Linked DNA regions of Homo sapiens: region 2 is linked to region 1. Evidence: chromatin contacts called from ENCODE Hi-C or POLR2A ChIA-PET data. All regions are on one chromosome and are shown on one strand. The core of a region is the stretch at or near the end of the contact, and the rest is flanking DNA. Distances in the headings are between cores, read along the strand shown.

Evidence for each region. A loop is a pair of places that touch in the nucleus more often than their neighbours do. ChIA-PET counts read pairs that join two places held with the same protein, here RNA polymerase II (POLR2A). Pooled maps may share reads with other maps.
Region 2: a loop to region 1 is called in a map with no recorded cell type, with 2.6 times the contacts of the local background. The contact joins two enhancer-like sites. A Hi-C loop is called at or near these places in 1 of 168 maps with a recorded cell type or tissue (HepG2), 2 of 37 single-sample maps with no recorded cell type and 2 of 50 pooled maps. POLR2A ChIA-PET finds 5 or more read pairs at or near these places in 1 of 52 experiments (OCI-LY7).

What each region holds. Positions count from the first base shown.
Region 1 is chr5:126,353,088-126,356,777 of GRCh38, reverse strand. The region is part of intron 1 of LOC124901056 (a long non-coding RNA gene); the gene reads left to right. Among named protein-coding and RNA genes, the nearest start is that of GRAMD2B, 68 kb to the left of the region's middle. Within about 2 kb of position 2,382, at least 9 of the 41 ENCODE cell types and tissues checked have a DNase peak (open chromatin) inside an H3K27ac peak, as active enhancers do.
Region 2 is chr5:127,010,139-127,013,833 of GRCh38, reverse strand. The region is part of intron 1 of MARCHF3 (membrane associated ring-CH-type finger 3); the gene reads left to right. Among named protein-coding and RNA genes, the nearest start is that of MARCHF3, 19 kb to the left of the region's middle. Within about 2 kb of position 1,799, at least 3 of the 41 ENCODE cell types and tissues checked have a DNase peak (open chromatin) inside an H3K27ac peak, as active enhancers do.

The DNA.
Region 1 (3,690 bases), core at 1,133-3,632:
ATCGATTTTAACTACATTACTTAAACAAAAATAACCACTGACCCAGCTACTTGGGAGGCTGAGGTGGAAGGATTGCTTGAGCCCAGGAGTTCAAGGCTGCAGTGAGCTATGATCACACCATTGCACTCTAGGCTGGGCACCAGAGTGAGCCCTTTCTCAAATAAATAAATAAACAAGGAAAATCACTGAAGGCTTATTGAGAGAGTAACAATACAACATCAATGTAGAGTCAGTGGGATCAGTCCTAGATACTCTTCTCTATTGACACATTCTCTCAGTAATATTATTCATCCTATGACTTTAAATGCTATTTATATGCTGATGATGTCCAAGTCTTATAATTCCCCTCTTACTTCTCCCTATTAAATAAACACCTCAAACTTACTGTGACCAAAGTAGAATTTTTATTTACAGCTCTCCTCCAGAATTTTTCTTGTCTCATTTTACTGTTCTGATATGGTTTGGCTGTGTCTCCACCCAAATCTTACATTGAATTGTAATAATCCCCACATATCAAGGGCAGGGCCAGGTGGAGATAATTGAATCTTGGTGGCTGTTTCACTCATGCCATTCTCGTGGCAGTGAATAAGTCTCGCGAGATCTGATGGTTTTATAAATGGGAGTTCCCGTGCACACACTGTCTTGCCTGTCGCCGGGTAAGACTTTACTTTGTTCCTCATTCACCTTCCACAATGATTGTGAGGCATCCCCAGCCGTGTGGAACTGTGAGTCAATTAAAACTCTTTCCTTTATAAATTACCCAGCCTCGGTTATGTGTTTATTAGCAGTGTAAGGACAGACCAGTAAAGGGCTTCCTCATCCACCTGGTTGATGTAAAAGCAATTTAGGTGTTGTTGATTTCTCTCATGCCCTTGTTCCCCACGTGCAGTTCATCAACAAATCTTATCAGCTGTGCCTTCAGAACACATCCAGAATTTCAGTGCTTCTCTCCACTGGTATTCCTATTACTAGTCCAAGCTGCCATCTGTTATCTAGACTATTGCAGCAGTATTCCAATTGCTCTCTTCCCACTTGTATCACCTCTACAATCAGGATCCAGGATGATTTTAAAATTTAAAAATAAGAAAAAAACCATGTTACTCTTCCCTTTAAAATCTCCTAATTTTCTATTTCACTAAATTGCAACCTCTGGCCCTGCTCAGGTCTTTGCCCATATCTCCAGCCTCATTTAGCTCATGCTTCCTTTCATTGGTTTTTTTCCTAATCTGCAATATACCACACTTGTTTCTACCCCTGGATCTTTGCACCTGCTCCGCCCACTGACTATATAGCTTCCTTTCTGGCTCTTCTTGTCATCATTCAATTTCAACTCAAATGTCACCTTCTCAGGGAGCCTCCCCTGACTACAATGTCAAAAATAATCCTGGCTTGTGCAGAAACTATTACACCTCTCTGCTTTATGAAGTAAAAGAGTTGTCACTCTATCATTATCTTGCTATTTTTTTCCTCTGTACATTTCTCACAGCTAGAATGCAAATTCATGAAAGCTTATATTTTTTTGCTTTGTTCAACCCTGTGTCCCTACACCAATGTGTATCACAGTGCCTGGTACATATTGTTGCTCAATAGATATTTGTAGGACTGCTATGGTTTGAATGTGTTCCCTCCAAAATTCAAAGGTTGCCAGTGTGATAACAGGTGAGGCCTTTAAGAGATGATTAGGCCATGAGGGCTTCTCCCTTGTTAGTGGGATTAAGGTCCTTATAAAAGAGGCTTCGTGAACTGTTTAGTTAGTTTGCCCCTGTTCCTCCTTCCGTGTGAGGGTGTGGCCAAAAAACCCACATCAGAAGCCAGTGCCCCGATCTTTCCCAGCCTCGAGAATGGTAAGAAAATACATTTTTTTTTTTTTTTTTTTTTCATGAATTACCCAGTCTCAGGTACTTTGTTATAGCAGCACAAAGAGACTAAGACAAGGATTAATAAAATGTTATTTGTCTTGCTCGGCTTTCTAGCCATTTCTATTCGATACACATTTAAAAATAAACATTCATGAGGATAAACACAATGCCTTGGAGCAGATTCCAAACACATAAACTCATCAGAAAAACTGAAATGAGATTATCATCTGCACAGGATTTTTTAATTGCAAAAATCCTGAGGATAAAGAAAGGATAAAACAGTTTAAGAAATTGTCAAATGCTTTTCCATTGAGGCAGTGGTAGCTTAAGAGTAATCTGATATTTAATAATATGACTTATTATTTAACTGATATAACATACCAAATAGTTGTGGTACATTCTTGAAGTCATTGTTTCCGGGAAAGGACAGGGATCAAAACCACAAACGGCTAAATATGGCTTTTAGGAACTGGTCAGACCATTCTTTCTTATCCAATCACTCATTGCCAATGAGGCCACCTCTTACAGTGGATTTTCCTCTTCTAAATATCTGCACTGAGAAAGTAAAAGGCTAAGGGAAGAGTACTCACACAACTTCCTCTCAATATCCCTTCAGAACGAGCCTGTCTGTTATAACCAAAATCCAAGGAGAAGCTGCTAGACTGATACTGAACAAAATATCTATTTTGGTGTGATGTAACCCTTTCCTACAAGTTGGGGAGAGGTCGAAGAGAAAGTGGATAAGAAGGAAAATGAACACACTGTATACTCAAAGGAAAATAGACATTGTACCACAAAGTTCCATCTTTGAATTCTTGGCACCATCTAGTGGATAATGAGTCCTAATTTAGAGACCAGTTATTTTCTTAAATGGTGGTTCTCAAACTTTCTTAGTATGCCTCACAATTGCACAGAACTTGTACAAATACCCCACACCTATACATTCTGATTTTATAGGTTTGGTGTGAGACTTGGGCATCAGAGTTTTTTTTAACAAGCTTCCCAGGTGATTCTGTTTTAATTGATTGTGAAATTCAACTATCTCTTTGGAAGTTAGCTTTTTGTTTGTATGATATTCCCTCTTTCTTTTCCCCTTGTAAAAATATTTATATGTATATTTTACATTGTAAAATCAAAGTGAACTGTGAGCAACACTATTCTGAAGTTTCTCTAAGAATTAAGTGACATATTCAAGTAAAAATAGGTGAGTGTGAACTTGGGGGTGTAGTGGGATAGCCCCAAACACATGTTGCAAATCAGTGCTCAAGTCAACCAATATCCAACTAAATATGACAAACGTCATTTGTAATCTGCCTATTTCAGGTATCATCTTCCAATTGCTCATTATCTGCTATCCACTGATTTTAACAACTTAAACTTTTTAACTTCTCATTTTGAACTCTTACAAGAGCTACTTCATCATTTCATCCAGATCGAACTATAATGCAATTAATCAAAATTAGAAAACTAACACTGACACAATACTACTTCATACACAGGCCTTATTCAAAATTTTCAGCTGTCTTTCTAGGCTGCAGTCCAACCCAGGGGCCATGTTGTATTTTATAAGCATGTTTCCTTAGTCTCTCCAATCAAACAGTTCCTTGGTCTTTTTTTTTTTCCCCCGTCAATAAATTTGAGGAGTACGGGACAGTTTTGTTTGTTTGTTTGTTTGTTTTAAGAATATTCCTCAGTTTGGGTTTTCTGATGCTTCTTTCTGATTAAATTCAGGTTTTGTATCTTTGGTAAGATCGCCACAATGATAATCTTTGTGTTGTTCTCAGTGCATCAGATCAAGAAGCACACGATGTCAATTTCTTATTGATTTAAG
Region 2 (3,695 bases), core at 550-3,049, 660 kb before region 1:
TTTTAGCACCATTTATTGAAGAAACTGTTTTTTCCCCAATGGATGTTCTTGGCACCTTTGTCAAAAATCAGTTGGCCTTATATAGATGGATTCATTAATTTCTGGGTTTTCTGTTTTGTTACATTGGTCTCTATGTGAGAGTAATTTTTAATCTAATTCATCCAGATTGTGTTTATGTTATGCATCAGAGACAAGTCAGAAAAAGAAAGGAAGAGGATGTTATGATGTTGTCTGCATCGTACTTCCCTCTTACGGATCCTGGCAGGGATCCCTTTCCTCCTCACTTAATAACTTGGGTAGATTTGGGTGTATAATTGTGAGAACTCATCAGGATCCAGGTGAAAATGAGACCAGTAATTAAAGGGCTGGGTCAATGTATCATTATTATTTAAGTTAAATGGGTACATGGTCTATGTAAGCTCTTGTCAACTGCCTTTGACAGCAGTTTTCATATACAGTAGATTTAGCCCTGTCTTAACGGAAGCTTTTCTTTTCCTTTCCTTTTAATTTTATTGTTGTTCTTGTTGTTGCTTTCTAAGCTATGTGGGTGAAAAACAGCATGAAGTTATAACAAAATGTATAGCAAAAGCAGTAACAATGAGAAAGAGTCCATGATGGATACACACACATTGCTGGAATATTTCTCAAGTATTTTGGGGAGTGGCTGTGAGGCTTCTTTGGCAGAGGAAAAGTGGAACATGTGCTTTTCCATGTGTGAACACTGTGATTTGAAAGGTCCATTATGATTCACTTCCACTAGAAAGCAACTGCTTTCTAGCTGGTGTAGCCACAGAGTTTTGAAAATTCACTTAAATAGGTGTATTGCAGACTCCTGACATCTGTTTTGGAGATTCAGTTGAGTGTTGGGAATTTGCTTGTTCACAAGTGACATGGAATGAGTTATTCTTATGAGAGTGTTGAACTCTATTCATTTCTTTAAGGTTGTGGATTAAGTCTAACAAGAAAAGACTTAAAATTTTGAACAGTCATTTGCTGTGTTACACACACACATAAATTTGCACTGATTGCATTCTTCTTAATTTCAAAAACTATGAATGACAATTTTACTTTGCCTAGTAAATCAACTTTACTGAGGTACCCTCAGGCATATTTTGTTGTATTGTAAGGCTTTCTTGCTAGGTATTTGCAATCTTATTGTGTACTGTTTTTCAGTGAGCTTTTAGTTTTTGCCCATAGTTTTACCTAACATATCCTGTGTCTCTGTCTTTTTGTGCACTTCTGTTCCATCTCTGAGTATTAGTTTTTGTCTACTCTTTTTATCATTATTAATAAGTTATTTTCACTTCTCTAATGATTTCAAACCTCAATGATACTAGAAGTATTGTTTCCTATCACTTTCAACAAAGGTCATTTGTAGCCAGTTCTTCAAACAAAATAAGTAACTAGGACATGAGTCTTTCACTTTTTGCTAGTTAGTTTTCAATTTACTAGGTACTGACATAATGTGGCATTTTCACAGGTTGCTTTTTTAAAAAAGTGAAAGCTTTGTTTTAATGGTTCATAACTATTATAATGTTTCTAAATGACAGAGCAAAAAAAGAATTACCACAAAATAAGATTAGTGTGGATATCCTGAACTGGAAATCATTTGAAACATTTCATGGCTACATTTTGTGCTAAATATAAAAATAACTGTGTTTCCCATGTGTGAGCATCAAAAGCCCCAGTTGGAAAATCACATGGTATAGCAAGTAGGTCACTATTGATGGTAGAACATGAGACAGGAAATGTCACAGCTAAGATTAGAGGCCCAAGCACTATGTCTCACCACGCTTGCTGCATTGGTCGTCCAAAGAAGTGGAAGGACTCAACAGGGCTGAACTAACTGTAGACCAACTGGAAAATATTAGCCAAGACAACCTTTTAATCGGCCATTCCATTTGTTTCTAGATAACTCACTCTCCCAGTTAGGCAAAAGAATTGAGCTGCTTGGGTTTGCACATTGGCAGACCTCTGAATGCCAATTAAAATGGCAGCTTTTACATTCTAAAAGTATCCATGGGAAGCAATAATCAACTATATACAGTCATAGCTGTAGATTCACCTGGTGTTTGAAATTGTTAACAAGGAATAACCAACCAGTTAAAAATGAATTCTCTTAAAATCTTATTTATCTTCATATTTGAAGGTGTGATAATATAGGGATGTGGGGGAAAACTACACTTTTAGGGAATCAGTTTCCTTTTCCTTTTCTTTCCAGGCAACATGAGGAAGATTTGTTATTTATATGTAGGAATTTTTACCACAGAAGATACCTAATTTTTGCAAACATACTTGCATAGTCTAATCTTTAAGCAAAAGACTAGGAAAAAAAGCAGTGCTCTGCTGCATACCCAAATGAGAGACAATACCTCATTTTTTGGGCTCAGACCAAGATAGAGCCTTGGATTGTGAGCATAGCCATCCCCTCATGCTAGATTGAGCAGTTGAACACATGCCCAAAGAGCTTGAGGTTATTTGGATGAGTAGGTGGAGGCATGCCGCGATGACTGCATTTGGATCAGTCATCGGAGCCTTATTCATTCACTTCCAGCATTAGTCCTTCACAGAAGTATCCTGGCTGATGGATTCAGTGTACCGAGTGGATAGTTTTATTGCTTAAATCTCAGAGATCTTCCTAGGCTTACATTTTCAAAAGTCTTTAATGCAGATTAAAACATTCTATTTTGAACTAGGATTATTTCATGCAGGGTATCACTTTTAAGAGAGGAAGTTAGTAGTATGAAGGCTCCATGGAAAAAGTATTTTTTATTATTTATATTATTTTTGTGCAGTAAAATGTGCATAACATAAAATTTAACATCTTAAATCATTTTTAAATGTACAGTTCAGTGGTAGTAAATACATTCATAATATTGTGCAACCATCACCACCATCCATCTACAGAACTCTTTTCATCTTACAAAACTCCCAAGCTCCTAGCAACCGCCATTCTCCTTGTTGTCTCTGTGATTTTGACTACTCTACCTCATTTTGGTGGAATCATACAGTATTTGTCTTTTGTAGCCAACATTACAGTTGGTATAATGTCCTGAAGGTTTACTCATGTTTTAGTATATGTCAGAATTTCCTACCTTTTTAAGGCTGAATAATATTCCTCAGTGGAAAAAGTATTTTGACAGTATTTTTAGTCTTTATTCCATCTCCAGCTTAAATACAGAGCATAGATTTTCATGCTTGATCCAGGGATAGTGTGTTGGGAAAGGGATTGGAAGCTCGGCTCTCACAGACATTCCTTCAGAATGAACATTCTGGCAGTAAGAGGCCTGTTGGCTTCCAATTGGAGAAAATGCAAGAGATGTGACAGTTGGGCCTGGATGTGCCACTGTGGCCTGGTTCTCGACCCTCACAAAAGTGAGCTGGTTTGTGGGCCATGTAGGGTTAGCTCATTTTCTAGGCTTCTGTCAGGGAATGTGAGTTGACAGAGGTTGGTGGAAACTTGCTGGAAAATATCCAGGAGTGTACAAAATACTTTTTTGCTTTGAAATGAAACAGGTTGATTTTGGTTGTCCTTTATAATTTCCTAAATGTTTGAATAACTAATAAATATCTAAACCTTTATGTGCCTTGTGTAACCCCTTACCACCTTATGAAATTGGTTACCTAATTGTAGTTACTGAAAAGTTCTTTGACCTTCAAAGATTTCTCTATGAAGTCAGTGTAAATGACCGAAT